Regions from separate parts of the Homo sapiens genome. Here region 1 is linked to region 2. A link is a loop called in an ENCODE intact Hi-C map of the cell type or tissue named here. Cell type or tissue: Calu3. All regions are shown on one strand. Region 1 overlaps NLGN1 (neuroligin 1). Region 2 overlaps NLGN1 (neuroligin 1).

Region 1 (5,000 bases), 510 kb after region 2:
TGGGTGACAGAGCGAGACTCCATCTAAAAAAATAAATAAATAAATAAAAAGTAATTAAAAAATAATTTTATAAACACCATCATGAGCCTTATATACAAAGAGTGAGTTTTCAAACATTTTTAACTGCAGAATAGCTTTTGATATAACATTTTTAATGGACACAATGTATATAATAGACAAAAATGGAATTAATGTGATATGTGTGTATAGAATATATAATACATATGTAATATATATGTGTATATGTATATATGCATATAATATACATAAATATAATATATGTAATATATAAACGTACTGTTATTGAGAGGAACTAGGAACAGAAACTGGATTGTCTCCTCCATCTCCCTTGGTGACCCATGAAGGGTTCTCCGCAGAACATGGGTTGATTTAGTTAAGTACAAATATAACCTAGTTATACTATAATAGTGTAAAACTTTCTAAAATGCATTTAACTTAAACAATATAATCATGGAAATATCATTTTATAGAGCATTAATTCCCTGAAAGATATTGTAAATATACCTCTACCATCAGAATACAAAAGTAGATAGAAGGTCGGTTTGAAAATGGATAACTTTTAAATGGGAAAGTCCCCACCAAAATACCTACACCATTCAAGGTGAATGTTTAAATGAGATGACATTTGTGGTAATATATTATAAATTTTAGAAAACCAATTATAACATGATTTGTAACACTAAAGTCCACCTGGCTTCTTTTATGTCATTTAAGTTTTTATTAGATGTGATCATTTTTGAGAAATCATATTGAAATATATTATTCTAGTGAGTACTCTCAATATTGCTTTTTATAATTAAGAATATTAGAATTTTTCTAATGTAATTGAACGTGTAGAAACCATGACAGTGGTATTTAGAAACAAAAATTTTCATAAGTGACCTCAGAAGACAAGGTAACATATTTCTGGAATTAACATCTGGGAATGAAATTTAAGAAAATAAATAAATAAGTTTTTGTGTATGTATGTCTGTGTGTAATCATGTGTGTCTATAAGTTTTTTTTTTTAACTAATGGCTTGTGGCTTTTGCCACAACTGAATATTTAAAAGGCTTCCATTTATTCACCTTGGGAACGATTTGAGGGTTAAGAAGACAATAGGACTATGAGCGCCACTGTAGAAAGATGCTAGCTAGATATAAATGATTATAATTATCCAATATTCTGAATGTTTTCTTAATCAACAGATGGGATATTTCTGTTCATGGCAAAGAATTTCAAAGATGTAATGATTTCATTTTTATAACTATTCAAAATTTTAAGTATAGCTCTGTTTAGAACTCAAATCACTTTAGAAATCATTCATATTTATTCTTCAGGGCAATAATTAGTGAATGGATATGAGTATCTTTGGACTGTCTACACACCAAACAGCAAACTGAAAACTTGGCAGTTGTTCAATTTATTTGATCACTGTGGATTGTCAAAGGGAATATTCATGGCCCAAAAGGGAACCTTTAAAATTATTTGAATTTAGAGCTGCAAATAATCATTTTTATGTTTTAATATAATGTACATGAGTCATTTCTATCCAGTCTGTGTTATAAACAGATAATTCTGCCAGTCACTCACTCAACCTTTTGAATCTCAATCATTAAATCTAAAATTATTTCAATTGATGTGAATGTAGGGCACAATTATGTAGTGTTTTGGAGTGAGTTTATCCAGCCAGCTATGAAGAAAAACATAATATGTAATGGAAAAATATCTGATCCAGTTTACAAAGAAAGTGGTTATAAAGAGTTACTGAAATAGCTCCTGGAGTTTGACAGAGATCAAATCCTAAGGGAAGTGGTCAGAGGTGTGGTACAGTCTCTAATTATGAACAAGGATACTGCTCATTATCACTCCAACACCAGTTCACCCTAAGAAGGTAGTGATTCATTGTCAGTGGGTGAGTGGTGCATAGTTAGCAGAATAACTGCCCGCCATTTAACTAACTCGTGTAGCTCTAAGCATGTGTCTGGATTACCTGTTTTATCAGTTAATCCTCCTGCAGTAGCTTCTCTGCAGTATATCACTGAGGTGGTATTAACATTCGTCTGATAAAATCAAAGCATTTCTCCATAAATGTTGGACCACAGCAAACACATATACAGGAAAAATAAAAAGGAAATTTACATACAAATCACCTTCATAATGTTACTAATTTGTTGCTACTTGCAGTAAAGCTCTTAATGAGATTATCCAGGATTGGGACTATTTCCTTTGAGAGTTTCATTTGCCTCCCGAACATTTTTCCTTCAATTGTGGCTGTGCATTTATTACACTCCATTACCTATATTTCACATTTTGTAATTCAGTTTGTGCAAATTTGTAAAATGTGTTCTTACAACAAAAGGAAAAAAAAATTAAGAGGAAGCTTGTGCATGATCACACTTTTCTTACTATAATATGCATGTCTATGTGCATTTACCTCTATACCCACCTAGCAAATTGGTGAGGGTAAAAGGAGGGTCAGTGGGAAACATTTTTACCAAATTCAGAAAATCTGCTGCCTCAAATGATTTTTCCAGTGTAGTAGATGCTAAGAAAATAAATAGACATTGGATGTCTAGCAGTCTCATCTTTCTGCAGTCCTACTGAGGACTGATTTCACTAGAGTATAGAATGGTACTTCTCAGACTTCCCTGTGCATTGAAATCACCTGATGGTCTTGTTAAAATTCAGATTCTGATTTAATCAGTTCAGTGTTAGGCCTGAGTCACTGCATTTCAAACCACATCCCACAAAGGCCACTGGTCCACAAATCGATCACACCTTGAGTAACAAGAGTATAATCGATTAAACTACTAGTAGATAAACTCACTTTCAGTTTAAATAACTGAATATAAAGCAAATGCATGTTGTAAGCAAACACCAAAAAAGTGAGTAATGCCTTAAAAATGCATAAGCCATTAGAAGATTTATTACATAAGAGCTTGTTTATACATTTAATGAGATTTTAGCTTTGTTAACTTAAATGAGATCTCATTAAACCAATGAAAATGCCACAAAATTAAGATATCAACTAAGTTGGGCTCCCTGCTGTGAAATTCTCATAGTCATAGTGAAGATAAATTATTAAAACTGGACATTTCTATTAAAATCAAAACAGTCTTTAACAACAAATGTATAAATCAAAAAGCCAATGTGCAAAGGAAAACAGTAGAAGTTATGCAACAGACGTTTTAGTCCCAGCTATGCCATAGAACCCGTTTGCATTATTTATACATTGAAGATGATAAACACCTGGCTCGAATCTCATAAATATGTAGTTAGATCTGAATATGATAATTCATTTGTAAGCATCGTGAATGAATTATAATTTATACCTAAGACTTTTTTAAAATTGCAATATTATTTGCTGCTGTAGATAACATGCATATGCTAATTCACAGTGTTTAAGGCTGTTTATGATCTCCAGGTTTTAAGATATGTGTGGTCAATTTTAGTTGATATTGCATTTTTAACAATGCCCCAGTTTCACTGCAAAAATAGACTTAAATGCACAGATTTTGTTGAAATTTATAGCAATGCGTAACAATATTAGTTCTTATTGAAGGCTTTCCCTGGACTTCTGAGGATTAAAGGTGAGAATATAATTCCAAATCTGAGTAAACACTTATAGAAAGTGATTAAAACTTATTTAGTGATAGAAATCAGTGATTATTTTAACTTGGCAGTCTATGTGCCACCATTTTAGCCTTTTAGTATGACATAGTAAAGTAATTCAAAGGGAAGGCTTAATTAACTTCAGAAAAAAAAAGTTCAAAAGAATGCAGTAATAAAAATAGGCCCTCTTGTGAAAAGAAAACTTGTTAGTTAATTCTTATATCTCAAAGAGAGATAAACTGTGAAAATACCTGTAGAGTTCATTCTCAAGGCAATAGAGTGTTTCTCGACGTCCACGTGTGGACAGGATGCAGTTCTGATGTGTTTTGCTGAGTCAGGGATTTCTTGTGGCAGCTGTCACTGTTGATGCATCATCTTTAAAGACGTGCCTGAGAACTTTGCCATGACCCTTGGCGGCTTGTTGATTTTTCTGTGGAAATGTATGAAAGTATAATTTAGTTTGTTTGGGTTTTACATGAATTAAATATGGGGTTTTTGCTCCTCATTGAGCAAAATAAGGTGAAAAAAACTTCCTTAAATATTTCAGAGTTTGACTCGAAACGAAAACTCAAAATGTAATCTTGTGCTGTTATTTTTGTTTCCATTGTGTGATGCCAGAGGCTATAGACAACTAAGGAATCTTTCAACATGGCTTGAAATTTTGCATGTATCAATAAATACCTATGGTAAAAAAAAAAAAACTTTATTTTAATTTTAGCTACTCTATAATGTTCACCGTAAAGTATAATTATTTTCACTTATTTTTATCAATTTAATTAAACATATTTTATTGAGCTCTACCCCACTGCTAGAAACATATTCCAAAAGTACAAGGCTCATCTTGTCTCTCTTGGTTTAAAGTCTTTCAATGCCTTTGCTTTCCCAAGGCATTTGCCTAAAGTTAAACCCTTTCAGTGTGGCCCACAAGCCCCCTTAGGATCTGTCTCTGTCTGCTTGATGTATAACCCAACTTCTCCCCTCACCCCATCACTTCACATGCTGGCTTCCAGCCACACGGAACTCTAAAAGTGGTTTCTCCAATGTGCCATCTTCTCTTAAGCCACCAGGCTTCACATAGGCTGCAGTTTATCACTAAAAAGGAAGTTTCCTTTTTTTTTTCTTCAAAATCCCTTCATTTCAATTAAGAAGTCACCTTCTGCCTCCTGCTTTCTAAGATCTTCATAAGGGGTAAGAAAGGTGCCCCTTCTAAGTAAAGTGACCATTTTTTTTCTAGTTCACCAGAGAAAGTCTCAATTTATGTCAATTTTCTCAACATTTCATTTATTTAGCACTCCCTTTCACTCACAATGGGGTGTGTCATCCTGGTTTGGATGACACACTCCACAGCCATCATACTTCTAGAGGCTCCGTTTTCCCCTCTGCAG
Region 2 (5,000 bases):
TTCAGAGGCCCTGTTACTATTTGTGAGATCAAAGGAAAATACAAGAAAGAGCTAGTTGAGGATTACATATATATTTTTTTCAATTTCAACCATATTTTCCCATTTAGGTGGTAATTTTTGCTTCCTAGCTAGAATTTCTAATATCAATTATAGAAGTAAATAAGCACCATTCCATTTACACTTCTTAGAAATATTTAGTAGTACAGTTTTTTAAAAAAATCTCCATATAAAAAGCACATTATGAAATATTGATATTTCATTTTTTCAGACTTAATTAGAAAATTTTATAATATGGTAAAGATTCACAGGAATAATGTAGTCTAAATCTTTAATTTTAATAAAATATTTAAAGCATATAAACAATTTATATAGTAATATTGTAAACACCCATGTACTCAAGATTCAGGCTGAGAAATAGAGCACAGTAGATACAGTTGAAGCTTCTGGTGATGCCTTTCCAATTTCATTTACTTGGCACCCTCCCCACAGTAACCTCTACCCTGAATATCATGTTTGTCATTATCATACATGTTGATATATTTTGCTGTATATAGGTATGTGATCAAATATAATAGATGTAATTATTTTACCTGTTTTTGAATTTTATATACAAATATCATCATCCTATAAGCATCTTTCCGCAACATCCTTTGTTGTTGTTGCTGCATATTATATTTTTTGAGATTCATTTATATCAACTCAAGGAGCTGAGGTAACATTCATTTTTCTTGTTACCGTTTCTACTATTGCAGTATATGAATATTCTATAAATATTTTGTCCAGCTATTTATCTGAAGGTGTTTAGATTATTTCTCTCTCCTACTGTTTTTTTCTCTTTCAAATAGTTGTGGAATGAATAGTTCTAGGAGTGGAAAAACTGGATTATAGGACATAAAAATGTTCAACTATTGCTAAACTGCTCTCTGAACTTGTACTATCATATACTCTCTGTAATTTCTTCACATTTTCATCAATATTAAGTTTTGCTGGACTTGTAAATTTCTGCCAATTTCATGACTGGGAAACAAAAATCTCATTATTTTGAATTGCATTTCTCTAATAACTAGGGGGATTGAGGACCTTTTTCAGATGCTTATTGGACATTGAGAATCTTTTTCTGTCAATCAACTATTCATTTCCTTAACCCATTCTTTCCTATTATATTTTTTATCTTTTATAAGCCCCTTTATGTACTTTGGATAGTAATCCTTCTTTGATTATATGCATTGCAAATATCTTTTATGAGTGTACATTTTGATTTATATAATTGCTTTATTTTAATATATCAAATTTAATATTATTTCTTTATGGACTTTGGCTTTTTTATGTTGTTTAGTAAACCTTTCTGTTCTCATCTACCCAAAATCATAAAGCTATTTCCCTCTAAATGTTGTAAAATTTTGCTCAGCATCTTTAGGTCTTTAACCCACCTTAACATACATACATGTGAAGTTGCAATCTTGTATTATCATTATTTCATATGGCTAATTCAGTGTCTGAATATGTCATCTTCCCTCAGTGCTTTCTGATGTCACCAGTTATTTATCAGGTTTCCACAAATCCATGAATATTTTTCTGGACTTTCTATTCTGTTCCATTGGACTAGTTTCTAGCCCTGAACCACATCTGCATTGCCTCAGTTACTGTTATTTTATGTTAAGCCTTAATAGTTCATATTGGAACTTCCTGAACCTTTTTCTTCAGATTATTCAGATTATATTGATAATTTCTTACCCTTTGCCCTTGCAAACACATTTTAGAATTAACTTTTAGGCTTCCACAAAAAAATTGTAGTAGATTTTATTAATAATTACATTACTTCTATAGATTAATTTACCATATTGATTCTCCCATCCAGGAACATGTATATTTATTGATTTATATGGGTTTACCCCTTAGTGTTAATAGATAAATTAGCCGTGGGCCAAAAAGTGATGGCCCAAAGTCACATAGCCAATTAATAGCAACACCAGTGGTAGAAGAAAGGTCTTTTGACTCCTTAACACCTTGTACACTAAAAAGGCTTAATTATTTAGTCAGTTAAAAAAGAGTGTCTTGGACTGCTTGCAGCTACAGAACCCCTCACAATGAAAGAGAATTCAACTTCTCTAGTTTACTAGGCCCAATTTGTGTTTCAAGCCCTCAAAGTGTGATTAGAGCGCTTGGGAAAACAAAGTCCTGAAATTCCTTGCATTGACTCTTTCTCTGGAGCCTGTCGGAAATGCTAGGGGTAATCTTGAGGTCATTGAATTTAAAAGCATTCAGGTAAGCAACATTGAGGCCTATGTAATGACTCTTAGGTCTTGTTCTGTGACCACAGGCTTACAGGAGCTATCACTTGCTTTGCTGAATGAACACTAAAAGTCCCAAATGAGTAAGAGATTATCTAAGAATACACACACACACAATCATATTCCTTTAAAGGAAATAAAATTTTAAATGTTTTTCTAAAAGCAGCATATCTCAGGAAGAGTGAGGCTTCTTTTAGGTCGATAGTTATTAAAGAAACAAATACAATTGCTTTGAAATCACCGAATTGCCTCAAATTGGCATTTTAGCTACTAACTGCCATTGGGGAAATTTTTGTAGACAAAAAAAAAAAAATAGAATCCAGAGGAGACAGAAACACAGAAGATTCAGTCTTTAAACGTAAAACAAAGAAACATCAGATGCTGTATTCAAGTAGTCATATACTATTCATGTTAATTGCAGTTCAGCCTTCTTTAACTACTGCAGTAGCCAGTTATCTAAAGGGGCAGAAAGAAAAAAAAAAAAAAAGGTGAGGAGAGGGGATGGGAAAAAAAAGTGAGATCCCTGCAATATCGCCTGGAGCCACTAGGGGTATCTTTGTACCATTTTTCATCCTGCACCGATTTGGAGTAGAAACCTATATTAGGGTAAAACCAGGGTCCTCGGCATTTTTTTTTTTTTTTTTTTTTTTTTTTTTTTTTGCGAGGAGTGCACCCAGAATCCAAAAAAGATTTTTTAAAAAAGAAAGAAAGAAAGAAACCAGAGTTTTTTTTCAGTCACCCGAACAGGGTTATGAAATTGTTCTTCTGGACATCAGCACCGGGAATTCATTTTTGAGGTCAATTTCCAATCGAGATAAATCTATTGGATTAGTAGGATTATCTGATTGCAGCCGAAAGAAGTAACGTTGTTTGATCATTTGTATTTCTTGCCTGATGGTCGGATTTACATGGAGGTGGCTTTGGGTCCCCAGGATTCTGGATCGTGGTTGCATCTGGAGAGAAAAAAGGATCAATCGACACGTTTTAGAAGTGTCCGTGGGTGAATAAAAAAGGAGGGGGGGGTGCAAAACTGGGGTTGCGGATGCTTAAAGCAAAAAAAGAGAAAAGGAAGCGTCTTGAATCCTGGAACAAGAATTACCGGGTGCTCGAGATTTCAAAAAAGCGTCTAGAAACTGGTAAATACTTGGACCATTTCAGCTTGAATTTGACGGCGAAGTGTTGTAGAGACCGTCTCCTTGAATCATTGCAAAGGGACCGGGGAAAGATGAGGGGGCTCCCTCTGTGGATTTATCTTGCTGAGGGTAAGTTTGTGGCTCTTTTATTGGGAGGGGGCTGCCAGGGTTTTGTGCCACTGCGCGGAAGGTGATGCGGACGCGGTGCCTGTGAAATGGAGAGAGAAAGGGGAATATAAAACCACCTCGCGCATCCCCGGGGGGATCGCTAGGGAGCTACCTAGATCGAGCTAAAAAACCTTGTTTTTGTGGCGTCGGTGGGGGAGCCAAGCAGCTCTCCAAGCTCTCAACTTTGCATTGAAAATCTCTCAGTTGGGAGACGCTTCCCAGATCCAGTGCTTTCTCCTAGCAATACTTTAAGGAGAGGAGGCAGCGGTGCCTTGGAAAACCTGCATGTAGAGCGGAAAAGCCCAAGTAGAAATCGCTGGTGCTTCGGCCGCCGTTTCTGCGGCTGTCGTGGCTTCTAGGGGGATATTTTGCAGGGGGAATTGGCTGTTTTCATGTTGTCTCCTCCCCCACCCCTCTCTTCCTACCCCTTCCCGCTTCCCGCTTCTCTCAACCGGACACTAAAGGGTTACAGGGTCACTGCACCGGATAGAGACAGTAGAAGTGGGTGGCTGGCCACACATGTTGTCTTGTAATTCACTTGCACGACTTTCCATAATACAAGTCCGAGGTAACTTTCTTCGAGTTGGAGCAGCCCAGGAAGACGTTGCAGGCTTTTTGCCGAGGGCCCAGGCTAGCGAGTGCGCCAGGCAGACGGCTGCATTTCTGATGCATCCCTGCCCTGCCTGCCTCGCCACTTACTGGCTTTTCTTTCCAACTGAGCGGTGCGCGCGCGTTCCCAGACATTTTCTTGCAGCTGAATTCAGGAATTTTTTTCTTTTTTTAAGAATTTTGTAGCTCCCAAGAAAAACTCATCTTTATTTGCAGAAGGAAATCAATTTCAGCAGCTATAATTAATCACTCAAATCAGTGAATATGAATTGACTCAGGCAACTAAAAGTTGCTTTGGAACCCAGAAAAGCATATTATTCTGAAGTAATTTTGGAGTCCACGTAGCTTCAGAACAATTGCATACAAAGAACTGATTTATTTGAGGGATGTATATAAATGTGTTCAGTAGGTTAACGAATCTGAGACTTCAACATCACAATTTTAGTTGGCTTTTTTTTTTAAAGCCAATTCGTTAAATTTTAAACTTGTAGACATTCAAATGCTTTGGAATAAAATGGAGATAGATAAAAGATAAAACATACATTTTGTATGTTCTAATCTTTAGAATAAAAGTGTTACCTTTTTTCAGGGATTTCTGGTTTACAGATTATGACTGTATGCAGATACCTTTGTGGTTTTACCACTGAAGTCTGTGTGTGTGAACTCATCAAAAGGCAACTCTTCAATGTCATCTGAAGCACACTCATTCTCTAGTACTTTTTTTCAGGAATTCCAGATACATGCGACGTTCTGACTATTAAAAGATTAGTCTAACCAAACTTTCTTCCTGGATTTGTGT

What was found. A loop is a pair of places that touch in the nucleus more often than their neighbours do. Peaks named below come from ENCODE experiments on the same cell type or tissue, not always from the same donor. Only the 100,000 strongest peaks of a DNase experiment are listed, where the experiment ranks them.
Region 1: a loop joins it to region 2, with 2.9 times the contacts of the local background. A loop is called at or near these places in 3 of 110 quality-filtered maps.

The regions. Positions count from the first base shown.
Region 1 is chr3:174,095,974-174,100,973 of GRCh38, forward strand. The region is part of intron 4 of NLGN1 (neuroligin 1); the gene reads left to right. Among named protein-coding and RNA genes, the nearest start is that of NLGN1-AS1, 180 kb to the left of the region's middle. In Calu3, no CTCF peak of the experiment used is centred here; a DNase peak (open chromatin) is centred at 2,748.
Region 2 is chr3:173,581,482-173,586,481 of GRCh38, forward strand. The region is part of intron 1 of NLGN1 (neuroligin 1); the gene reads left to right. Among named protein-coding and RNA genes, the nearest start is that of NLGN1, 190 kb to the left of the region's middle. In Calu3, a CTCF peak has its summit at 2,846; DNase peaks (open chromatin) are centred at 2,840 and 4,240.